Regions from separate parts of the Homo sapiens genome. Here region 2 is linked to region 1. Evidence: chromatin contacts called from ENCODE Hi-C or POLR2A ChIA-PET data. All regions are on one chromosome and are shown on one strand. The core of a region is the stretch at or near the end of the contact, and the rest is flanking DNA. Distances in the headings are between cores, read along the strand shown. Region 1 holds the start of B3GALT9 (beta-1,3-galactosyltransferase 9). Region 2 holds the start of TRUB2 (TruB pseudouridine synthase family member 2).

Region 1 (6,765 bases), core at 3,495-5,994:
AGGATGTGACAATCAGAAACAGTCTCCTGAGCAGTAACCTGAGACACTGATTGTCATGGCAGGCACAACCTGTCACCAAAATCATAGAACTGACTACTTGGTTTTGCAACAGATGTTCAGATGAAAAGGTTTAGGGAAGAAAAGCAGGTGTGGTAAGTTATCTGCCTCAGGAATTCTGGTTCTTCCAACTTCTTTATGGCACTGCCTGTTTAGAACATGAATTATAAAAGAACTTATGTGGCTTTAGTCTGTTTTTCTAAACCTCATATGAGCTAGTGACAACTCTTAACCACGTGCCCCCGAGAGCCATGAGGGGTCCTGGAGGCCTGCACAAATAAAGCAAATTAATAATCCTGATGTTTATAAAACACCAGAAAATAGACATTATCATCTTCACTTTGCAAATGAGGAAACTACAGGTTAGAGAAGGTATGTGATTTGCCTATATTCACAGGGCTACTAAATAGCCACAGAACAGACTGGACGCCAGTGCTCTCAAGATCAGGTACCAAGCTCTCTCTCTAAAATAAGTGACAACCAGGAGAACCACGACCAAGTGGTAAGATCTGGAGGTAGTGTGTCTACCCGTTAGACCATTTTCTCCTTTAGGAGAATGACAAATTGCTCCTGAGCTAACTGTAACAAATAATTTTTTTTAAAGTATCCTGTATTAGTGTCAACAGGTGTTAATTCACTCTTAATGAGGATTAGACTAATGAAAGATTACAAAAAATATAACCAGTAAAAACTATCTTTCTCAAGACTATGTGTTGATAGATGTTAATGCTGGGTGATGTGTACATAGGGATTTATTATTCTCTTTATTTCCATATATTTAAATATTTCCATGGTTTAATAAAAACTTTCCTTCTGAATACTCAGTTTCTCACAAGACTGTCATATTAATTTTAAAAACATATGTCCAAATTAATGTGAAAAAGGAAAGTTAATTTCTTTCCAGACATATCACCTAGATCAGGTCTACACAAAAAGCAAGATCTCATCTTTCAACTTTGATAATGTAAGGTGAGTAAAATTGTAAGTGTCCAATATCAAATTTGGCAATAACATTCTTAGACAAATAAGCAATCTGATTTATTAGTAGAAGCAACCAAACCTTGCAATCACATCATCTGCTAACAGTTTTGATTTCTGGAACTGTGACTAGACTTCAAGATAATACGTTTCAAGCCAAAGTTTGGGCTAGAGAAGATTTATTAATCTGTATTAAAAATTTACCTAGCTGACAAAAAATAATCAGATGGCTAAAAGTTTTATCGACTTATCACGCAATAACAAGCCCCCTCCTTCCTCTAAATCCTAACAACCCTCTTATCTATACAACATTTCTTCAAAATCTCTACTTCTAAAAAATAATAATTTGCAACAAGACAAAGCAATTATCTTCTGTGGGCATCTGCATATTGTCACAATAGCTAGTTAATTAATACTGGTCAATTAAAAACACACACCAGGCTGGGCACAGTGGCTCACGCCTGTAATCACAGCACTTTGTGAGACTGAGGTGGGCTCGGCCGGATCACGAGGTCAGGAGATCGAGATCATCCTGGCTAACACAGTGAAACCCCATCTCTACTAAAAATACAAAAAATTCCCCTGGCATGGTGGTGGGTGCCTGTAGTCCCAGCTAGTCGGGAGGCTGAGGCAGGAGAATGGCGTGAACCCAGGAGGCGGAGCTTGCAGTGAGCCGAGATCACGCCACTGCACTCCAGCCGGGGCGAGAGAGCAAGACTCCATCTCAAAAAAGAAAAAAAAGAAAAAAAACCACACACCTGCTCCTGAAACATTTTTAACAGTGAAAAGTGTGGTGTGGCAAGCTTCCTCCATCACATCTACACATACATATATACACACATACATACACATGCTGACACACATCTATTGTAGAAATGCTTGTATTTAAGTGAGCTGAACTGTTATTCAAACGGCTACAAGGCAAATTTAGAATACTCATTAAAATATTATCAGGTTCCCATCATTCACAAATATCTAAGAGACATACTATAATATGCCAAATTCACATGTATACCTATGTAACAAACCTGCACGTTGTGCACATGTACCCTAGAACTTAAATTTAAAAAAAAAATGCCAAATTAATGTGCCCATGACACCGCTAAAGATTACGGAAGAAGCTTTTTCAGAGAGCACATCTAAAAAAATTCAGCCATGTCTCAGATTTATATATTCTCCTAACTCTTAATAAAAAAAATTTTCCCAACTCTTAGATTGCCTTTTAAACCACTCAATCCCTTGTAAGATTGAGCAGTTCACCTCTGATTATTCTGAAAAAGGCATTTTTTTCCCTAAAAAAGCAAGTCTCACTAACTGCAGAATGCACTATTTAAAAAACACCAATTTTTACTTTTCTGAACAGATCAACTAACTTTGGAGGGGGCCTTCTAAGGTAACAGGTCTAAACTGGACTCTTTTAGGCAGCCTCTAGAAATATCATACACTGGTTGCACAAACCTCAGGAAATGGGATTTCAATTCAACATGAGGAGCTTTTAAATCTCAGCGCTTTCCAACAATGGAATAGCTACCTCCAGAGTAGTGAGTTTCCCATTACCACGAACAGTCAAGGACAGTTGGACACAGAGGCAGAATGTGATAAATGAAAATACTTTGGAGGTTGGCCAGATGTTTTACTGATTCAGCCACTTCCTATGTGATTATGGGCATGTCCAACTAACTTTTAAGCTTCAGTTTTATCATCTGTAAAATGGAAGCCATCATCCAACTTGAAGGGTGAAACTCAGAAATATAGCAGGGACATGCTTAGCACAGTGTACAGTCTAGCGGGTAAAAACTCAAATGGTACTTTTTGTTAGTTTTACTACTATGAACACCTGGCAGTAAAGATTTCTGTGACACTAAGGGTGGAATGGACATGACCACTAACATCTCTTTTGACCCTATCATCTTATCACTAAGTTTCTCTTCAAAATACCTGGAAGAAAAACTCAAGGGCTCAAACTTACTAGGGGTTTAATTTTATAAAGAAGAGCACCTGTTTATTGGAGGCTCTAGTTTCCCAGTAGGTGCCTTATTCTACCCACATTCCCTGCTGTTTGGCCCCCTTACCCTACGTCCCTACCCCAGAGTTAACATTCAACTTGCCCTCTTGCCTTCAGTATCAATAATCACAAAGTGGGTCATGCAACAAAAAGACTCCTAAATTGGAAAATGAGAGCCTGGGTTTGGTCTCAGGTTCTGCCATTAACTCCCTATGTTACCTAGGCAACTCACATATTTATATTGGTTTTAAAGAAAAAGTACCACTGGTAAACATTATCTCATTTCATCTTCATAACCTCATGGAAGGTATCAGTAATGCCGCCCTTAACTAACATTAATGAGGAAATTTACGGCTCAAGAAGTGGAGTGGCCTTCCCAGAATGGCACAGGAAGTAGCAGGCTCAATATTTTGCCCAGTACCCATTCTCCCAAAACCTATACTCAGAGGTATTAGAGACAGGACCTTCTGGAAAACAGTGTAAATGTGTTTTCCCCTCCTCCTCTATCAGAACCTGGCCTAGTCAAGAGTGAAAGCAACATAATTGTTAGTGGTAGAGGGAAGGAGGCTTCATTTCCCCCTTTTCTTATCAAACAAAGAGCACAGAGGCGCTGAAAATGTATACACACCTATAAACTTACATATGCATAAAATGTATTCTGAATATTCAAGAAACTGATAACCCTGGTTGCCTCCAGAGAGAACTGGAGAGCTGCAGAATAGGAATGAGGGGTCCCTTTTTATTGTATACCTTTTAAAACTGAAAACCATGTTAAGTATAATATACTATCAAAAAATAGCCTTTAGTTTTAAGGTGAATTTTTTTAAAGCTTTGAAAGAATACAAATAATGTTTATAAAATATGTGTTCTGCAACTCCACTTGTTGCTGGGTGACCTTGGGCAAATCACTTCACCTGTCTCATGCCCTGTTTCCTCACTTGTAAAATACAGCCAAGAGCATTACCTACAAGGGTTTTTATGAGGGTTAAACAAGACAGTGCAAGTAAAGCGTTTAGCACAGTACTCGGCACGCTGTAAGCCTACAGTAAATGTCAGTTACCATTATTACTTAGCATTAATATTGTTATCTTTGCTTTACTTCAAGCAGCACCCCACATACACACCTGTTTTCATGGCATACCCACAATTATGGCGCAGTATAGCGCTTTGTACTTCATAAACCACCTCATCACACTTCATCGTCTTTCAAACGTTTGGTAGCCCTGGGACATCACTGTTAACTCATTTCGCAGCTAAGGAAATGGAGGCAGTAGGAGGCAGTAACTCCAAAACCCTGTTTTCCCGTCTCTAAAATCCAGATCCCATCAACCCATTCGTTGCTCCCAGGTCCCTTGCTCTCGGAATCGTGTTCCGCGCGGCACTGACCTGAGCGAGCGCCCCGGGGCCCGGGACCTCGCGCCGGGTTCACAGCTACTAGGCACGCTCGGACCGCCAGAGCCTTGCAGCGGCCGGGTCCGCTCCGCAGCCATGGCGCCTGCAGGGAAAGAAAAACAGCCAAGGCGCGGCGGGTCAGCAGAGCCGCGGGCGCCTAAGAGTCCCCTCCCCGACCGGCCCCGCCTCGCATACAGACCCGGACCTGCGGCCGCTGCTCCCGGTCCGCAGCCTCACAGGGGAGCGGCTTCCGGTGCTGCCTGCGTCATCTCCGCGCGTCCCTCAGCTCCGCGGCTCCCGGCGGAAGCGGCTGCACTTCCGGTCCCCGCCCGGAGGTGGGTGGTGGGAGGCTGGAGGCCGGGAGTAGGGGTGGGGAGAAGAGCGTCCCGGGAAGCTGAACGCGTGCCGCGCGGCCCTCACGGTGCTTAGGCTGGGTGCAACCTAGAACGGAGGTTCCTTTCGTACCGTACATCCAGGTTTGCACAGCGCGCTTATGTCCCTCCTCCAATCTGATCTTGCACCAGCTCTGCAGTAGTTTTTCTTATTATCCTCATTTTACGGAGGAGAGGGAGCTGTGGCTTAGAGAAGTTAAGAGACGTGTCCAAATTCATACAACCTGTTGGGCACCTCTTTATCCCGAACGCTGTTCTAGGGGATAGGGTTAGTGAACAAAAAACGCAAAAGCCCCTGACCGCCTGGGCCTTACATCTATTAGGAGGAGGAAGACAGATAAACTAAGGCTCGTGCAAAGGAGAAAAATAAAGCAAGGTAAGGAGGTTGTTGAATGAAAAGAGACAGTCAAGTGATGTAGATTTGAATGAATCACAACGTTTACACTCTGGCTGTGGCCCGGTTACTTAACCTCTCAGACTTTGCTTCATCTGCATAGCAATTATAGTGAGGTCCCCATCCGAAGGCTCTGAGGATTGAAGGAAATGAAGCATGCAAACCTTTTGGCGTCAAGAACTAAAACTGAGCTAAAAAATCCCACGCACTCTTTCTCAACATTTTTTGTGTACCATCTCACTCAGTTCCCACAACAACCCCACAAGCTAGTAACTATTATTAGGCCCCTTTTTAGAGATGGGGAAACTGAAATCAAAAGAGGTTTAGGCATCTTGCCTAAGGTCATAGTAAATGGCTGTCATAGGATTTCAACCCAAACCGACTTCAGAGCACAAGTTATCCTTTTTTTTTTTTTGAGGCAACGTATCACTCTGTCGCCCAGGCTGGAGTACAGTGACACGATCTTGGCTCACTGCAGCCTCGACTTCTCCAGGCTCAAGCGATCCTCCCACCTCAGCCTCCTGAGTAGAAGGGACCACAGGCGCGTGTCACCATGCCCAGCTAGTTGTGTGTGTGTGTGTGTGTGTGTGTGTGTGTGTGTGTGTGTATTTTTGTAGAGTCAGGGTTTCGCTATGTTACCCAGGCTGGTCTTGAACTCCTAGGCTCAAGTGATCCACCTGCCTGGGCCTCCCAAAAAGTGCTGGGATTACAGGGGTGAACCACAATGCCCAGCGCACAAGTTATCCTTGTTTCTCTGTAAGGGTTCCTAAGCCATACATGCATACACGCACATTCACATACATCTTATACCAACACTGTCCAATAAGCTTTTTGCCAGTGATGGAGTTGTTCTGTTGGTGCTGTCCAATAAGGCAGTCACTAGTCTCTTGTGGCTACTGAACATTTGAAAAGTACCTGATGTAAATGAACTAAATTCTTAATTTTATTTAATTTTAATTTAATAGCCACATGAGGCTAATGGCTACCATGCTTGATAGCACAGTCCAATAATATAGACAATAAGAGAGACACATATCCAGTAGATGGTAGAGCATGGCCAAGGTTCCAAGCATCCTGACTTCATTTAGGGTACTTGAAACATGGGAAATAAAAATTGATTATGTGGGGTGGAAGTCAACTACGGTGTCCTAAAAGTAAGGTCTCAAGAGAGCAAATTTGATTTGCTAAGCAACAGGATGTCACTCTAGACTTCTAAGTCAGAACGTGACTGATCACAGCATTATAAGACATTTAGGAAGACAGATATACAGATTGGATACTCTCTATGAAAGGGAAGGCAGTACCAGGGTAATCAAGAAAATCAAGCACCCATATCTCTTTGGAGCAAACATTCTCAACCCCAGTACAGTTTGATGAATCAAATTGAAAAGTCCAGATGGAGCTGCCCCAGAGATAATATTGTTTGGACCTCTCATAACAAAGAAACCAAATTGTGCAAATTTAAGCCCAGAGGGGATCCAGGAGCAAAATTCATGACTATAAAAAAATTTTTAAATTGCAAAGTGGACGTAATATTTAATTAAATA
Region 2 (6,765 bases), core at 1,450-3,949, 7.5 Mb after region 1:
TCGTAACTCAGCCTCCTGAGTAGCTGGGATTACAGGTACGTGCTATCATGCCCAGCTAATTTTTACTAGAGACGGGGCTTTGCCATGTCTTGAACTCCTGACCTCAAGTGATCCGCCCACCTTGGCCTCCCAAAGTGCAGCGATTACAGGCGTGAGCCACCACACCTGGCCACTTTTTTTTTTTTTGAGACTGAGTCTCGCTGTGTCGCCCAGGCTGGAGTGCAGTGGCACGATCTCCGCTCACTGCAAGCTCCGCCTCCTGGGTTCACGCCATTCTCCTGCCTCAGCCTCTGGAGTAGCTGGGACTACAGGCGCCCACCACCACGCCCGGCTAATTTCTTTGTATTTTTAGTAGAGACAGGGTATCACCGTATTAGCCAGGATGGTCTCGATTTCCTGACCTCGTGATCCGCCCACCTCAGCCTCTTTATTTTTTTTGGAGACAGAGTCTCACTCTGTCACCCAGGCTGGAGTGCACTGGCACAGTCTCGGCTCACTGCAGCCTCTGAACTCCTGGGCTCAAGTGATTCTCCCACCTCAACCTCCCGAGTAGCTGGAACTACAGGCATATGCCACCCCACCTGGCTAATTTTTTTTTTTTTTTGAGACAGTTTCACTCTTATTGTCCAGGCTAGAGTGCAATGGCACAACCTAAGCTCACCGCAACCTCCGACTCCCGGGTTCAAGCAATTCTCCTGCCTCAGCCTCCTGAGAACCTGGGATTATAGGCATGTGCCACCACACCTGTCTAATTTTGTATTTTTAGTAGAGACGGGGTTTCTCCATGTTGGCCAGGCTGGTCTCGAACTCCCGACCTCAGGTGATCTGCTCGCCTCAGCCTCCCAAAGTGCTGGGATTACAGGTGTGAGCCACTGCACCCGGCCTTTTGTATTCTCTTGTAGAAGTAGGGTTTCCCCATGTTGCCCAGGCTGATGTTAAACTCCTAGGCTCAAGTAATCCACCGCCTCAGCTTCCCAAAGTGCTGGGATTACAAGCATGAGCCACCAGGCCTGGCCTTCCCATATATTTTAAATCATCTCTAGATTACCTTTTTTTTTTTGAGACGGAGTCTCGCTCTGTTGCCAGGCTGGCGTGCAGTGGCACAATTTCGGCTCACTGCAACCTCCGCCTCCCGGGTTCAAGTGATTCTCCTGCCTCAGCCTCCTGAGCAACTGGGACTACAGGCGCCTGCCACCACTCCCGGCTAATTTTTGTATTTTTAGTAGAGACGGGGTTTCACCATGTTGGCCAGGATGGTCTCGATCTCTTGACCTCATGATCCACCCTCCTCGGCCTCTCAAAATGCTGGGATTACAGGCGTGAGCCACCACGCCTAGCTAGATTACTTATAATGCCTAATATAATGCCTATGCATCACCTTGAGTGGATTCAACACAGTACTAGGTGCACAGCAAATTCAAGTTTTGCTTTTTGGAACTTTGTGTTTTTCTTCCCAAATACTGCCAATCTGAAGCTGGATCATGGGATGTGGAACTCATGGACTCAGAGGCAACTGTACTTAGTGACACGTGAAAATTACCTGAAGTTCAAATATGAATATTCATAAAGTTCTATTGGAATACAGCTAGGCTCATTCCTTTAGATACTGTCTATAGCTGTTTGGCACTACATTGGCAGAGTTGAGCAGTTCCAACGGAAATCACATGGCCTGAAAACTAAAACATTCAGTATCTGGCCCTTTCCAAGGAAATCTGCCAATTCCTGGTCTAATACCTCACTCCTCTGTGGACCTTCAAGGGCCTGGCACAGGAATCTGAGCACTGGGACACTGACTCGGCTCAGGGATTTCCTGGGAAGTGACACACAGGATCCTGCTTAAATCTGCCTTACCCAGTGGATGGTTGATGAAAGAGGGTACGCTGGTGGCTGTGAGGGTCAGCTCCTTCTCTTCGCTGCCTTCCATGGGGCCCAGCAAGAAGCGAACACGCTGTTTAGGAGCGGGAGGCTTCCTGGCATTGAGACCTGAACACACAGAGATAATATATACACACATACATACAAATATATGTACATATAAAATATTTTTTAAGAGACAGGGCCTCGTTCTGTAGCCCAGGCTGAAGTGCAATGGCGCCATCATAGCTCACTGTAACGTCAAACTCTTGGGCTCAAGCGATCCTCCTGCCTCAGCCTCCAGAGTAGCTGGGATTACAGGCGTGCACCACGATGCTGACCAGGAATATCTTGTTCTGTCCAAACACTTGGGGGATTAGACAACAGGGAAGTATGATGTAGAAGACAAAGCAGAAGCCCATGGTGCAGAGGGCAGTATAGCAGTAGTTAAGAAACAGGCGGATTCAAACAGACTCTACAACGTAGTAACCGTGTGACAAGGAACAATACTGAGTCAGTTTCCCCCTCGGAAAACAGAGGAAAGTGAGGAGTAAGAAAGCACAGAGAACAGGCGTTTGGGAAAGCGCTCTGCCCAGGTGAATAGGTCACGTGATTTTGTTTTGGGGTAAGGACCAGAAGCGGAGATGGACTTCCAAGAGAACGAGAGCGGGAACGTGGGTCTGGTTCGAGGCACTCACCCTTCAGAAGTTGTAGCTCCACTGTATCCCGCAGGTGCTTCCATTTTAGCCCCGGGGGCTTATAGACCGCGAAAAGCCCATGCAGCCGCGACAAGCCAGCAGACCCCATACTTGAAGATCACAGCACCCGCTGGACCTGGACGGAAGTACCGCCAGGCCCCGCCCCCAAATGTGGTCCTTTCCACGGGCGCCGCCATGTTCCACAGCCGGAAGAGGTTCGCATTTTATAGTCTTCGGGGAAAACCGGCTGTGGAGAAGGAAATAGGGCCCGGCGCTGAGTGAGCGTGGTTGCGTGTCCTTTGCAGACACTTTCTGGGGCGAGGTGACATGGCGAGAGTCTTGGATCGGTGGACGTAGACGGTAGACAGTTCGCGTGCGTTTCCTTCGCCTACTTGGCCTACATGCCTTCTGCCCGTGAAGCGATGTTTCCCCTCGAAAGGCCGTAGGCTACGCCGTCAGAATCGGTTTTTCAGTGAGTTTTGACCCCTCCGACGCTCCGTCGCCTGACAGAATCGCGGCGTTCTTCGTACCCGCCCATCCTCCGCGGACGCCCGCTGCCATGGCGACTCTGCTGCGCCCTGTCCTCCGTCGGCTCTGCGGGCTCCCGGGCCTACAGCGGCCTGCGGCAGGCAAGTGGCGCCGGGTTCTGGGCGCAGGCGGGAAGGAGCCTGAGGGCGCCCGGCTCCTCTGACCTCGGCCTTTTTCTTGCCCCGCAGAAATGCCCCTCCGGGCTAGGAGCGACGGCGCCGGCCCGCTATACTCGCACCACCTCCCCACCTCCCCGCTGCAGAAAGGGCTGTTGGCCGCCGGCTCCGCGGCGATGGCGCTCTATAACCCCTACCGCCACGGTAAGGCCGCCCGCGCCTCGCCCCCGTGGGGGCGGCTTGGAGCCGTTTCCTGTGGGTAACTGGAACATAGCCTAGGTCGGGGTACCCAAACCTGGTTGCAGCTCGTAACCACTCGGAACGTTTATGAAAATGCAGATTCCTGGATCCCACCTAAACGCACTGAATCTGAATCTGAATCTGCAGTGGAGGGAGAAATGGGCGTGAAACCGAAAGTCTGTCTTTAAACTACTTGGGAGAATCTGTCATGCAGCCATATTGAGAACATCTAGACTAAATAGATGATTCATAAGTACCGATCAGTTTATAATATCCTACTAGAAAGTCAACTCCGAGGTCGAGGACCATGTCTGCCTCGTTCCACTGCATCTGCAGCCTTCTGGATAGTGCCTGGCACATAGTAAATGCTCAATAAATGTTTGCTGGATGTGTGACTAGAACATTCTAGGGTTCTACAGTGTTTTTCTTATGCCTCCTAGATTTTTGAGTTCTGGGAAGTACTGTTATTCCTACTAACAAAAACAGGCTAGGCGCTATTATAGTGGCTCACGCCTATAATCCCTATCGGGGGGCCGAAGCGGGCAGATGGCTTGAGCTGAGGAGTTTGAAACCAGCCTGGGCAACACGGTGAATCCCCATCTCTACAAAAAAAAATACAAGAATTAATTGGGGCTGGTTGCATGCGGCTGTATTCCCAGGCTGAGGTGGAAGGACCATTTGAGCCGGGGAGTTCGAGACTGCAGTAAGTTGTGATTGCGCCATTGCACTCCAGCCTGGGCGACAGAGCGAGACCCTGTCTTAAACAAAAAATACACTATATCTCCATGTCCCCAGTGGTTTTTTGTTTGTTTTGTTTTGAGACACAGTATTGCTCTGTGGCCCACGCTGGAGTGCAGTGGCGCAATCTCAGCTCTATGCAACTTCCACCTCCCAGGTTCAAGCGATTCTCGTGCCTCAGCCTCCTGAGTAGCTGGGATTACAGGCCTGTGCGGCCTGGCTAATTGTTGTATTTTTAGTAGAGACGGGATTTTGCTATGTTGCCCAGGCTGGTCTCAAACTCCTGACTTCAGGTGATCCTCCCACCTCGGCCTCCCAAAGTGTTGGGATTACAGGCATGAGCCACCACGCCCGGCCAAGACCAGCGAATTTTTTAATTTTTTTGTAGAGACGGCGTCTTGCCACGTTGCCCAGGCTGCTCTGGAACTCTTGGCCTCAAGTGATCCTCCTGCCTCAGCCCCCCAGTGTTGAGATTACAGGTGTCAGCCGCTACACTTGGCCACTAAGTGTTATATATATATGATTTTCATGGTTTCTCACATTAACCAGCTAAGAAAGGTGTTGTCTGCACTTCACAAATTAAGACACTGAGGCTGAAAAATGTGAAGCAGGCCAGGCATGGTGGCTCACACCTGTAATCCCAGCAATTTGGGAATCCAAGGTGGGAGGATCACTTGGGGCCAAAGTTCAAGACCAGCCTGGGCAACATAGCAAGACCTCATCTCTACAGAAAATTTAAAAAACTAGCTGCATGCCTGTAGTCCTAGCAGTGAGCTATGATCACACCACTTCACTCCAGCCTGGGCAACAGAGCAAGACCCTGTCTCAAAAAAACAAAACAAAACAGAAATGTGAAGCAATTTGTACTAGGTCACCTAGATAGTGAACACACCTGGACTGTAGCCCAGCATCTCTGATGCCTAAGCCTCTACCAATCAATGGAGACATGATATTGTATTGTGAAAAGTGATTTATAAAATCTTTACAACGTTGTGCTAACTAGAGCTGTCCCGCCCCAGTAGATTAAGAATAAGAACTATAGATATGTATACTGATCCCTTGTTGTGTGCTGGGTAATTTGCTAAGTGTTTAGCCTGAATCCTTATAACAAAGAGCTAGACATCATCCCTAATTTATCCTGTAGGAAACAAAGGCTCAGACCAGGTCAGCTAACTTACCTAAGATGACATCCCCCATTTGTGCCCGTTTCTGTCCTTTCAGACATGGTCGCAGTTCTAGGGGAGACCACAGGACACCGCACCCTGAAGGTCCTCAGGGACCAGATGAGGAGGGATCCAGAGGGTGCCCAGATCCTGCAGTAGGTCCCAGCTCTGCCTGGGGGTCTGGGGGCATTCTCTAGGTATTCTGACCTCTCTAGAATCACATTGTGTTTGTTCTGTTCCGCTAGGGAGCTTTTGATACCCTGGCTACATATGGTTGCACAGGCTGGGCACTGCCCAATTCCAGGGGTGTCATTCACATACATGTGTATACACTGATGACTTCCGAGTTGTGCAGTGTGATAGCCTTGGCCCAGTTTCAACCACAGGGCTCTGTGCCTTCATTAAGTTCCCATAACATGTGCTGGCTTTACCCCTCCCTTGCAGTACCTTTTGCAAGTACTCTGGTCACATTCGAGGACTGTCTTCCTGCCGAGATTGTACCCCTGCCCATGTCCTTGGTTTGGGGTAGTATCCTAAGTCCCTGACACTAGCCTGGCCAGTTGTAGGTGCTCCATTAAGGCTTGTGGTGGCCACATTGCTCCTCTGTACATTCTCCCGCCCCTCAGCTCGCTGTAGTTGGATCGTTCACCTACCTTTGCCCACACCCTCCCAATGCCCAAGTCTTGCCTTTCAGGGAGCGTCCCCGGATTTCGACATCCACCCTCGACCTGGGCAAGCTCCAGAGCCTGCCGGAAGGCTCCCTCGGTCGCGAGTATCTCCGTTTCCTGGATGTGAACGTGAGTTTTCAGCTCCTGTGTATCTGGCAGTCACCAGACAGGACAGAGGAATAGCACAGGCATGACACCCTGAGGAAAGAGGAGCCCTGAGCTGCCACCATTGGCAGGAGTGCTCTTCAGGCTCATGCCAAGGCTTTGTCATTTTCTATGGGATAGGCAAATGGGTGGGAACATGCCTGCAATTGATAATACTGGCCAGTGTTCATTAACCTCGCACTGCATGCCTGATGCCAGCCTCATCCGTGATCTTGCTGAATCCCCCCACAACTCTGTCAAGTATGTTCTATTATTATCCTCTTTTAGCAGATAAGGAAACAGAGGCTCAGAGCAGTGAAGCAAACTTGCTAATTCCACATAACTGGTATTAATGGAGATAGTAATCAATCCCAGATCATGCTCTTCACTGCTGTACTGTATCCCTTTATTCCAGGGACATTGCTTTCCCTACGGTATGGCAGGTGTGGCACTCTCCAGCCCCTCCAGCCCCAGGCAGGGAGGACAAGGAGAGGGGGAAAGGGGGTGTCCCGACTATTGGCAAACTCATTCACTAACTGAGGCTCTGCTATGTGCCATCCCTTTTTTTTTTTGAGTCGCTCTGTCGCCCAGGCTAGAGTGCAGTGGTGCGATCTCT

Evidence for each region. A loop is a pair of places that touch in the nucleus more often than their neighbours do. ChIA-PET counts read pairs that join two places held with the same protein, here RNA polymerase II (POLR2A). Pooled maps may share reads with other maps.
Region 2: a loop to region 1 is called in a map of K562, with 8 times the contacts of the local background. The contact joins the promoter of TRUB2 here to the promoter of B3GALT9 in region 1. A Hi-C loop is called at or near these places in 2 of 168 maps with a recorded cell type or tissue (both K562) and 2 of 50 pooled maps. POLR2A ChIA-PET finds 5 or more read pairs at or near these places in 1 of 52 experiments (K562).

What each region holds. Positions count from the first base shown.
Region 1 is chr9:120,788,723-120,795,487 of GRCh38, forward strand. It overlaps B3GALT9 (beta-1,3-galactosyltransferase 9), which reads left to right and starts at 4,745. Exons shown (of 3, transcript NM_001386823.1): 1 at 4,745-5,200. FBXW2 (F-box and WD repeat domain containing 2) reads right to left here and starts at 4,694. Exons shown (of 8, transcript NM_012164.4): 1 at 4,632-4,694; 2 at 4,427-4,535. RefSeq lists enhancers at 4,395-5,025, 5,088-5,187, 5,618-5,707.
Region 2 is chr9:128,319,748-128,326,512 of GRCh38, forward strand. TRUB2 (TruB pseudouridine synthase family member 2) reads right to left here and starts at 2,700. Exons shown (of 8, transcript NM_015679.3): 1 at 2,553-2,700; 2 at 1,852-1,983. The coding sequence starts at 2,661. It overlaps COQ4 (coenzyme Q4), which reads left to right and starts at 3,092. Exons shown (of 7, transcript NM_016035.5): 1 at 3,092-3,181; 2 at 3,269-3,400; 3 at 5,396-5,492; 4 at 6,032-6,134. The coding sequence starts at 3,112. RefSeq lists an enhancer at 2,400-2,939 and a silencer at 3,320-3,379.